2 separate regions of the Mus musculus genome follow, and region 1 is linked to region 2. A link is a loop called in an ENCODE intact Hi-C map of the cell type or tissue named here. Cell type or tissue: left cerebral cortex. All regions are shown on one strand. Each heading gives the region's core, and the rest is flanking DNA. Links, peaks and the distances in the headings are about the cores only.

Region 1 (5,387 bases), core at 174-5,173, 200 kb after region 2:
TTGCTAAATTTGCTATGTGTGCCATCACGTTCTGACGTTCTTTTTAGTACGTTAGTCACACTTGAATACAAGCTTCTGAGGACCTCTTGTCTCTCAGTGTTCTGCTCATCACTGTACAGAAGGGGGACAAGTGCGTCAGCAGAGTCCTGCCTGCTCGGCTTTAGCATCTTGGGGCCCTGAGCACTACACACTGTTTTTGTTCTGTATATGTATTTTTGAGAACTTAAGTTCTTGTACTTCTATTTAGTGAGCTTATGGCTTGAAAGTTGCTCCATCTTGTTGAGATGCTTTAACATGTTCTTCCCTCTGAATGAGGCTTCCCCCTTAAAAGGATTTCTGTCTCTCCATAGGTTTTCCTGGTTTTTGAGCTTTTTCATTTTTTAAATGCATGAAATGCTTGTTCGATACTGCTTTTTCACAGAGAAAAGCATTTTCTCTCTGTTTAGTAAGTTTGTATTTGTTTTTGCCTGGTATTTACCTGGGTCAAAGTATGCCTGAGTTTACCTACTAGGCTGTTTTGGTTACCTGGTAAGTGACACACTCTCTTGTAGACTGGCCACTTGGTTCAGGTCCCTCCTGATCAGATGCTGGTCTTTTTTTTTTTGGTTTTTCGAAACAGGGTTTCTCTGTGTAGCCCTGGCTGTCTTGGAACTCACTTTGTAGACCAGGCTGACCTCGAACTCCACCTGCCTCTGCCTCCCAAGTGCTGGGACTAAAGGTGTGTGCCACCACTGCCCGGCTTTTTTTTTTTTTTTTTTTTTTTAAGATGCTGTTCTTTTGTGTTGGCTTCTACTTTGTAAGATGGACCCAGGAGTATCACTTGAACACTGTGGTTTTTGTGAGACTATCAAAAGTAATTTTCTATACTATTTTAGTTCTCAGGCTGTTTTTAGTTACTTGGATCTTAGAGATCTTCTCTCCAACAAAATGAAGTGTAAGCAGTTTTGTATGTACTCTCAACTCTTTTGGAACACACCCTGAGGCCCATTTATGGATCTTGCTGTAGGGCCATTCTCCATGTTACTTGGATTTTAACTTCTTGTCTTAAACTAAAAATGCATTATGGAAAGGAAAACAAGTATAGGTTTCTAGACATTTTCACAATTCTCCCTTCGTAGTTTGTGTGCATAAGAGAACATTAGTGCTGGGTTCAATACGATTCAGCAACCCGTAAGCCCAGGAGAAGTCTATAGACCCTGAAGGTAGGTAGCACAGGCCAGGCAGCCCGGTCTGCAACTCTCTCTGCAACTGGTTTGCTGTTTTGTTTCTCATAGCACAGGTGCAGCAATGATCAATGGCTCTCAGCATCCATCGTCTTCGCCGTCTGTCAATGACATGTCTTCAATGTCCACAGATCCGACTTTGGCCTCGGATACAGACAGCAGTCTAGAAGCATCAGCTGGACCTCTGGGCTGCTGTAGATGACTACTTGGGCCTTGGGTGGGTGGGAGGGATGGGGAATTGGTTAGTCATTGATAGAACTGCTTTAAAAACAATTCAGTGGTCATATTTTTGAGTGATTTTTCAGAAAATGTAGAATTCATTTTGTAGTAAAGTAGTTTATTTTTTTTAATTTCAAGTGTTGTAATTTAAAACTTAAGTTGTGTTTTTAAACAGCAACAAAACTGTATTGTATTTTTGCTGTAATTAACTGTATAATGTAAACCTAATTATTTTATCATGGTTTAAATTTTGCATATTTGCTTTATCTTATGCTGCTGATTTTTTTACTGAATTTGTAAAATTTTTGTTTATCAAAGCAACTATTATGTGGTGACTTGCATATATCATGAATTATTTAAGATGTTTATAAGTTTTTTATTAGAATTTATTTCAGATGTTTGTTCATGATGCTATCCTTCAGGGTTATGTGCTTATCAATGAAATAACCCCAGAGGAATAAGGGAAAATAACCTGTAGCCAGTTATATTCAGGAATAACTACTGTAAATGATGAACGCATCAAGAAACCTCCAATATTTGCTACTTGCCAATCCCAACTTAGTTAAAACAATTGGTAGGCAACCTTACCTAAATTTTAGCAAACACCTTATCTAATGGCAGAATAACTCAGAGCATGTCTTTAAAGATGCTGGGCACATCCTTCTCCATTTTGAATCTCCTACACCAACCCAAGAAAAACTTAAACTAAGGAATGTGGTATATTCTGATCATCTGTGGCATGCTTAAAGCTTTTGATCACACAAAGTTAAGAGGACACTTCATGAATCTACATTTCCGTGGAGATCAACAGATGCTTCCCCTGTCCTGGCTACGAGCCTGCTTCTGTAGACACTGAGTTAATCTCCTCAGGCTGTAGGTCCTGGCATTGGCCACGAGCCTGGACTTTCCCTGTTGGACAGCTTCTGGCCTCTGGCCTTTCCCAGTTCCTGTTCCTTAGCGGGTCAGTCTGTTGAGCACCAGTTTGTGGTGTTTCTGGCCATTTGATTCTACCTGTAGCATTATCCTGTTTCTACTAGCTGTCAGGAGGTTCCAAAGCCTACTTAAACTTGTGTAGGTGACATTTAAATGAGCAATATGCCGTTCATCTGAAAATAGTAGCACACAGCCATATGTAGGATGTCATTTTCTAAGGACTGTTTCTTCACAGTGAGCAGAGCAGGCATAGTGGTGGTTCTTTCATCTGAGTCTTTGGTTTTTTATATCTGATTTCCAGTATGGACGTTGAGTAGTGTAAGAATGGTGCTGCTCCTGACAAGTGTGTGTTAACTGTTTACATTTTATATCTGCAGAATCCTTTCTCTGTAACTGAATTTTCCTAAGTAAAATGTCATCAAGGTCTCATTATTTCTGAAATGATGTCTATAATGCCCAGGCACCTTTGGTATTATCTGGAACAAGAGGGATTTCATGTAATGAACTGGGAAATGCATACTTCATGAGCTGCAAGGTTGTAGGAAGGAGCCCGGAGCCCCTTGGAGCTCACAATCAGCAGGAGTAAGAGCGGGCACAGCTTGGCAGATTTCTGAAAGGTTGCTTAGCAGGTTCTTTTGTTTTGGTTTTTGGATTTTTCTTCTTTTGGTTGCTTTTTAAAAACATTTAGTGTACAATTACTTTCAAGTAAGCTATTTTAAGTCTTGTTAATGTGCAATACTTAAGATTAAGATATTACCTTTTTAAACATAGCAAGTTTATCAAGATTTCTAGCGTCCCATCTTTTAGTGATTCCTTTTCTATATGTACAACATGGTGCATTTATTTTATTAGACAAGTATGAATTTGAGACTGTTACGCCTCTTGGTTCTAGAAATACAAGGTTGAAGTCAGGATTTTAGCAGAAATTGGAGCATGAGTGTGTTCTTATTTTATATTAGTTTTGCATCTAACTGGTTTTGGTTTTGCCGTGATAAAATGTGTCACTATTGCACTTACCAGCTGATATGCTGTAGTTAGTTTTCTGTGTTTGTGTTTGATTGCTGAGAAGCCATCTTCTTCATTCAGATTTCGGGTAAGTAAGGAATACTAGTTGTTTGATTGTCTCATCTGTTGTAATTGCCAGCTCCCACTTGCCAGCAATCATGTTTCAGTTAAATTTAAAAAAAAAAAAAACAACAAGCTCTCAATGCTTAATGTAAGCTGAAATACCTAACAGAGTATACCTAAAAGCAAGGTCTGTTTGTTAAACATGTGCCCAACACATTAAGATCCACTGTACACACACACACACACACACAAAACACACCACTGTGTTTAAATCTTTTAACATAAATCCTACTGGTACTTTTAGAGTCTTAAAGCATCTTAAGTATTTTTTTAAGAAATTACAAATAACATTTCTGTCTATCAGTACTTATTAAGCCACCCTATAATTTGACTTTTCAATTATATATACTTATGATACCCATTGTCTTACTGTCTAAAAGTTGTTTAGCTGAGAATTAGCATTCCACTTCATGGTTTAGGAAAGAGAGCCTTATTCTTCCTACATGTCTTCCTGGTTACAGGTCTCGTACCCACTAATACATAGTGACCATCTGTAAGATGAGCATGTTGTTGGGATTGCTTTGTTATAGAGCATCTCACTCTTTAATGCTATTTGCTAGTGGTTTTTACTGTGTCATGCCATGCTGCTGATTGCCAAATCTCAGAAGAGTGCACACCAGAAGCAAAGGCCCAGTGTGTTCACACCTGGCTAGTAAGAGAAGCAGTAGTCCCCACCAATACAGAGAAGCTGGTTGTGTACAAAGCTTGCCTGTCAGCCTTATCCCTCAGTTCTGAGCTCATCTCACTTTGTTACCCTAAGACGTGGAGGTAGAAAAGACACTTGACAGGATAGGATGAGCAGTAGGCAAGGGAAGCTGTTTCCTGAGTTACAAAAAGAACTTGGTTTACATTATTGGCCAGTTTCTGCCGCACACATGAAGACATCATCAGTGTTGCCTCAGCGCTAGCCTGCACGGCATTTTGAGATTGAAAAAAAAAACCAACAACATAGTATATTTTCAGAAATACTGTTGTAGTTTGTGAGTGTTGTTCATTAGTCACTCATTAGTGTAGAGTGGATGCATGATGCCCCATGACCCCAGTAAGTCTTACCAGTGAGTAGAATACCCAGCACCGTCTCTCACCCGTAGCCCTCTTCAGCATTGCCTCGTGGCTTGTTGCATTCTAGTGTGCATATTCTAGTGTGCATTGTGTTTCTACTGATCTCTTGGGTGTTTCCTGTGAACCACAGGAGGCACATTTGTCCTAATCGCACGAAAGAAAGATGAAAGAGATAAGGGCATTGAAGCAGAAATGTGTGGTTTGGGGTAAGATAGGAAAATTGTGTCCTAATTAATTTCAAAGTAACTGCTCTTAGGCAAATTGCTTTTAAGGGGAGTCTAGTAAGCAACTTTCTGGGCACTTCTGGTTTAGATTCTCTTCATTACTGAAACTCCTGAGAAATATTACCTGTGGATTAGTTTTGCACAATGTCCTATTCTCACAATGACTTAAAATTAAACTAGGTTTTTATTGAACTACCTCACACTGATTTTCTATGCTTTCCCAAGTAAGCTGTAGCCCTTACTGTTTGACCTTTACTGAGTGTAAATTATAAATGTGCGTTGAATACTTTCTAGCCACTGTTCACAAAATACCAGTAAGCATGTGAAGTGCAAACCTTGCGTCAGTAAGAGACAGTCCCGTGTAGTCTTCCACTGTGTCTGGGGAATTGTGCTGCATACGCTTATTGACATCCTCACTGTTTTTGTAAGAAACCTGCTCGAGATACCAGTCCATGCTTTACATTTTACAGAAGGAGAAAATCTTAGTAAATTTTACGAAGAAATACATTACTTTTGTAGGCCCAATATTTGGTATATTTTTGAGAAGCTGTTAATCTTATAGCGGAATGATGAAGTTACACTGAAGTAGCTGTCTGCC
Region 2 (5,387 bases), core at 223-5,222:
AGGCCAGGAATCTGGCAGGGAGCAGGGAGGCACCTCGGGTGGGTGGGAAGGAACCCGAGAGCCTGAGTGCTGGCGTCTCAGATCCTCTCTATCTTACCAATTTTCCTGGCATGGTTCATTGTCCCACAAAGGTCCCATTTAGAGCTAAGCACTCCAAAGTTACTTATTCTCTGCATGTGACCAGTTGTGGTCTCTGTATTTATTGCCATTTAATGAGGAATGAGAGATACACTAATCTATGGCTCTAAAGATAAAAACTTATGGATCCGTTGATCACTATGTGTTTGGTCCAATTTGGCCTTGGTTTGGGCCTTGAGGACAAACCTGAGCCTGGCTGGATTTTCAAGACCTGTTATTCACTTGAGAATGACTCAGCACGACCTACTGCCCTGAATGAGACTGCCTCCGCCTAACTACCACTGATGTATCAATTTCTTATAGGCCCCATGATATCACCCTACACCCCTCATCATCTCACTCCACCCCATATGTCATCTCACCCCATACTTCTATCCCCACCTCCTTGCACTGTCTATATAAGAAAATTGCTGCCACATTAAAGCGAGTTCCTGCTTTGACAAGACTCCCGACCTGGTGTGTTTCTTTTGGGCCATCAATATTTGCCATCCCGCTCAGCCCAGAACAGGCCGGGTTAGACCAGGTTCTCTCCTCTCACCTGGACCTGCCTGCAAAGAGCCGACAACTATGTCCATTCAGCAGAACAATAGAACTAAATTAGATATAAGGAAAGAAACCTAATTGGATTTAAAGTCTGTATCACACAATGAAACCTATGCCTGGGCCAAATTTCCATAGCTGGCATAGTTCTTCTTCATAGTCTCCAAGGCCCATGCTTAAGCTCAAGGTCAGAGCTTTCCAGAGCTTAGAGCCTAGAAAAGCAGGTAATAAAAAGCAAGAAATACTGACACAAACCTAAGGATGGTAATAAACACCTTTAATACCAGCATTCAGGAATTCTATGCAGAAGGATCAAGAGTTTGTAGCCAAGTTGGGGAAGAGATTCGCTGATAAAGTACATGCTGTAAAAGTATGAGGACCTGGGTTCAGATCCCCAGAAGGGAAGTGAAAAGCTGGACACAGTGGCACATGTTTAAAATACTAACACTAGGGGTGGGTGTGGAACTGGCAGGTCCCTAAAGCTCATAGTGAAACTCCTGATCTTGAATAAATAAACAAACAAATGAATGAATCAACAAAAATGAGTGAATGAATAAATACATGAATAAATATGGAACATGAGCTAACACCTTCTTCTACCTTCTATACATGTCCACATACATGTGGGGACATCTACATTAATAATTACATACAACATATATCATACACACACATCACAAAACACACACGCACACACGTGCGCGCACACACACACACACACACAGTGTGGGAAAGAATGTGTCTTAGGGTTTTACTGCCGTGAACAGACAACATGACCAAGGCAACTCTTATAAAGGACAACATTTTAATTGGGACTGGCTTACAGTTTCAGTCCATTATCATCAAGGTGAGAATGTGGCAACATCCAGGCGGACCTGGTACAGGAGGGAGCTGAGAGTTCTATATCTTCATCTCAAAGCCACTAGGAGAAGACTGGCTTCCAGGCAGCTAGGATGAGGGTCTTAGAGCCCACACCTACCATGACACACTTCCACCAACAAAGCCACATCTACTAATAGTATCGTTCCCTAGGCCAAACATATTCAAACCACCACAGTGTTTGTGTGTGTGTGTGTGTGTGTGTGTGTGTGTGTGTGTGAGAGAGAGAGAGAGAGAGAGAGAGAGAGAGAGAGAGAGAGAGAGAAAATGAGACTGCGACTCAGGCAGGCTAGGCTACAGAGTGAATCCCAGACCAGTGTGGGAGCCTGTCATAGGAGAAGAAATGGGAAAATAGAAATAGTGACACAGAAACAGAATAATCCCCTGAGTGACATTTACCATCCACAGCACCCCTGGTGCGAGCCTCTGCTTGGCTGCTCAGTTTATTTTGGGATGGAATTCTTCACAGCCAGAACTAAATATGAGATGATGAGAACCATGAGCTTAAAAGAAGCTGTGTGGCCTCTCTGTGTGCTGCTTTCTTCCTGCCCGGCTTTGAGACACTTGCCATAAAAGACTCTATAAAAATAAATTGAGCGAAGTCTAATTTCAATAAAAGTCCCAGCAGAGACTGAAAACCATTTTATTTAAAGAACAGGAGGACATGCACTTCCCTCGCCTTGGATTCCTGGATGCCTAGTCCCTGAGCCTGGCAGATGGCAGATACCCCATGAATATAAAATGATGGTTCCACTAGGTGGCGACTAACCCATCTACAGCTTCAATGTACCCATTTCTCTGCAAGTGGAAGCTCAAGGAAGGAAACTGTGGGCTTTGCCTGGAGATTGCCACATGAGGGCCTGCCACAAACTCTTGCATATCCACATCCAGTTCTACATATTAACTATAAAATAATGGTACACCACAAAGCTAAATGCACACTGCCAGGTTCTAATAGACACGCTGGACTCAGGGCTTTTGGTCCTATGAGTTACTACTTGGTCAGAGCCAAGCCTTGTGCTTTATAGAGGGAATTCAGATGTTGCCAATTTATTGTCTAGTATTATTTAAACTTAACAGAGTGCAACTTCTTTGTGTTATTCTCCAGTGTCATTCAAACTTGCCCTAGTGTCTTTTTTCCCCCACTGGGCTCTTGCCTGTAACATTTCGGGCTGGTCCACAATGTACCCAGAACAGTCCCATTTCAGCATAAGGCTCACTCTGGCTTACTAATTGCTAGGCCCCATTCTGTATTCCTACCTGTGGGTAAGGGAGCTCTGTAGTCTTGGCCTTTCTCCCTCCTTTCTCCTTAGACACATGCCCTACCCACCAGACTCAGGTTCTGGCACCTCTGCAGTTGTTCAGCAGGTCATTGAGTTGAGTAAAAGATACTCATTGGTTTCTCAGGTATCACCCTGCAGGAAATCACATCTAACTTTATTGCACATGGCCTCCACCCGCTGTGGTAATCACTCACCATGAGGTCTCCAGCAGCCACTGCAGGGCAGAGCTCCTAGATATTTGGCTCAGAAGCTCAGTCATATAGTCCCAAAGACCTGGGTTCTCTCCATCTTCCTGCTCTGGCCTTCATAACACTGATTTCGTTTGGCTGACTCTTAACATTAGTTCTACTCTTCAGGTCCTGGGAAGGCCATCAGAATTTACCCAGTGGGGTGCATAAATAACTACTTGTAAATTGCTTCTATAGATTTCATAGAGGAATGTTTCTAAAACACCCACTCCTCCAAATACCTATATGTCCCCTGAATTAAATACAGTGGTTCATTCTATCACCACCAAGAGGCATTTCTCCGAGGGCCGCCAGCCAAGCATATCCAACAGGAAAAAGAATGTCATGATGCTGAAAAGACCATTCATAGTCTATTCTATCCCTAGTCAGAGCACACTGGCATAGAGAGTAGAAGCAGAAAGAATTTGGAGCCTGTTGATCTTGAACAACTTCTTACCAAAAAGGAGGGTCAAGGGTCAGTCAGCCACAGGTGAGTCTAAAATAAGCAGAGGATTACAGCATCCATCATTCCCGCTCCTGCTCCTCCGATGGCCCTCAGTTGTGCCTACTTAACCTCACATCCAGGCTCCTACTGTTGCTCTACAGTTGATCAGTGTGTGCAGCACATCTATCTCTAGATTCCTTTCTACACAGTCTCTGGTAGACAAAACCATGGCTCTTGTTTCTTTGAGGCCTTAGTAATCACATTCTCTGCAAAAGAGTACAACACAACCTCACCTCTATGATACTCTGCATCTTGGGAAATCTCAAATCCTAAGTGTGTAGAACCAAACCTATCACCAAATAGATTATTCTTCAATAGTCCCTGCGTTAGTCAGCTTTCTGTTACTGTAGCAAAATATCTAAGACTATCTGCTTCAAAAAGAGGAAAGGTTTATTTAGACTCTCACTTTGGGAGGTTTCAGTCCATTATCATTTGGTCTGACTGTATTTGGGCCTGTCTTCCTTTTGCCAATTGTTTCTCTAGTGCATAAAGCCGATTACTCTCTCCAATATGAATTCTCTAACAAACAGCAACTGAGAATCCAAGCTTCTTCACTCATAATCCGCCCCACCCATTGGCTCCTCCTCTACCTCAACTTTCCACTGCCCCATGCCCTATAACACATGACTCTCCTCATTCAAGGTTCACCCCTCTGGTTAGGGTAGACAACTTCTTTTAAGTTTAAAATGTACCTGTTGTTTATATGATGGTTTGTGTACCATCATTCTGGCACCAAAGCTGTGGATATAATACTATTTCATGTGTTCGTATTTCATCTCCTCCATAGCAAGCAGGATCCCCATAGATATCCATACCCACATTCATCATCTCCTTAGCCTATGTACTGAGTGCTCAAAAAAATATATGTCAAGATGAAACAGATACTGGTTTTCCAATATTCTTTTGGTTCCTTTTATCTCCATGATTGCATTCTGCAACAGGCCTCATGTAATAAAGAGAAAGAATTGCTTTAGATAATTTTAATTTGTGAAAAACTGCTACAAGTACCACAGTATTATGTAGACAGACTGGTGAGCAGTCATAGGCAACGCAGATGCAGTCAGTCGATGCAGCTGACTGGCTTTGCCCTTGGGCTATATAGATCTGTAGTTTTCTTCGGGACCCATTCAGACAGAATAGGGGGACAGCCATGGAGTAGTTCAAGTAGAGTTTGGAATTTCCTCACTTCGTTTAATTAAACCTTTTTGTTTTGAAATAAACAACACAGAGGATCCTCTCTGCCCAGTTTGCCCAAATGGTAGCATCTTGCAAAACTGTGATACAATACCACAATGGTGGATGGGTTGTAACCCATCCATCCTGATCAGGTCCTCTCTGATTTTTTTTACTCATGTGTGCTAAATGCCATATAATTTTCTCCTCACAGAGATGCACACAATCACTATAATACCACAGCCAATATTACAGGGTAGTTCCATCATTGTGGGGATGATCCCCTGTTGCCATCTCTCAACACACGCCTTCCCACTCTCCTCTCTATCCTCCTTAACTTCCATCTCCCTTTTCTAGAATGTTGTCATTTTAAGAATCTTGTCCAAATGGCATCAGACATTTTACTGTCTTTTGTCTTACTCAGCATTAAGTTTTTGGAGTTCCATCCACCTGGTTGTGTGTACTAATGGTCCATTCATTTTTATATGGGTTATCAATCTTTGGCCATTTATTTGTTGAAAGGCACAGTTTTTTTTCCTGGTTTTGTGCTACTACCAATAAAGCTACCATGAATAATTATATAAATGTAAACTTTAATTTCTCTGGGATAAACTCTGATGTGCAGTTTCTGAATCCTGTGGT

What was found. Hi-C counts contacts between places; a loop is a spot of excess contacts. Peaks named below come from ENCODE experiments on the same cell type or tissue, not always from the same donor. Only the 100,000 strongest peaks of a DNase experiment are listed, where the experiment ranks them.
Region 1: it touches region 2 in a loop (3.0-fold over the local background); 2 of 42 quality-filtered maps call a loop at or near these places.

The regions. Positions count from the first base shown.
Region 1 is chr14:33,378,212-33,383,598 of GRCm38, reverse strand. Mapk8 (mitogen-activated protein kinase 8) reads left to right here. Exons shown (of 12, transcript NM_001310454.1): 12 at 1,280-5,387. The coding sequence ends at 1,425. Among named protein-coding and RNA genes, the nearest start is that of Mapk8, 66 kb to the left of the region's middle. In left cerebral cortex, for the core only: no CTCF peak of the experiment used is centred there; a DNase peak (open chromatin) is centred at 2,520.
Region 2 is chr14:33,576,792-33,582,178 of GRCm38, reverse strand. No RefSeq gene overlaps it. Among named protein-coding and RNA genes, the nearest start is that of Ptpn20, 9.8 kb to the left of the region's middle. In left cerebral cortex, for the core only: a CTCF peak has its summit at 2,322 (motif pointing right); DNase peaks (open chromatin) are centred at 2,050 and 2,223.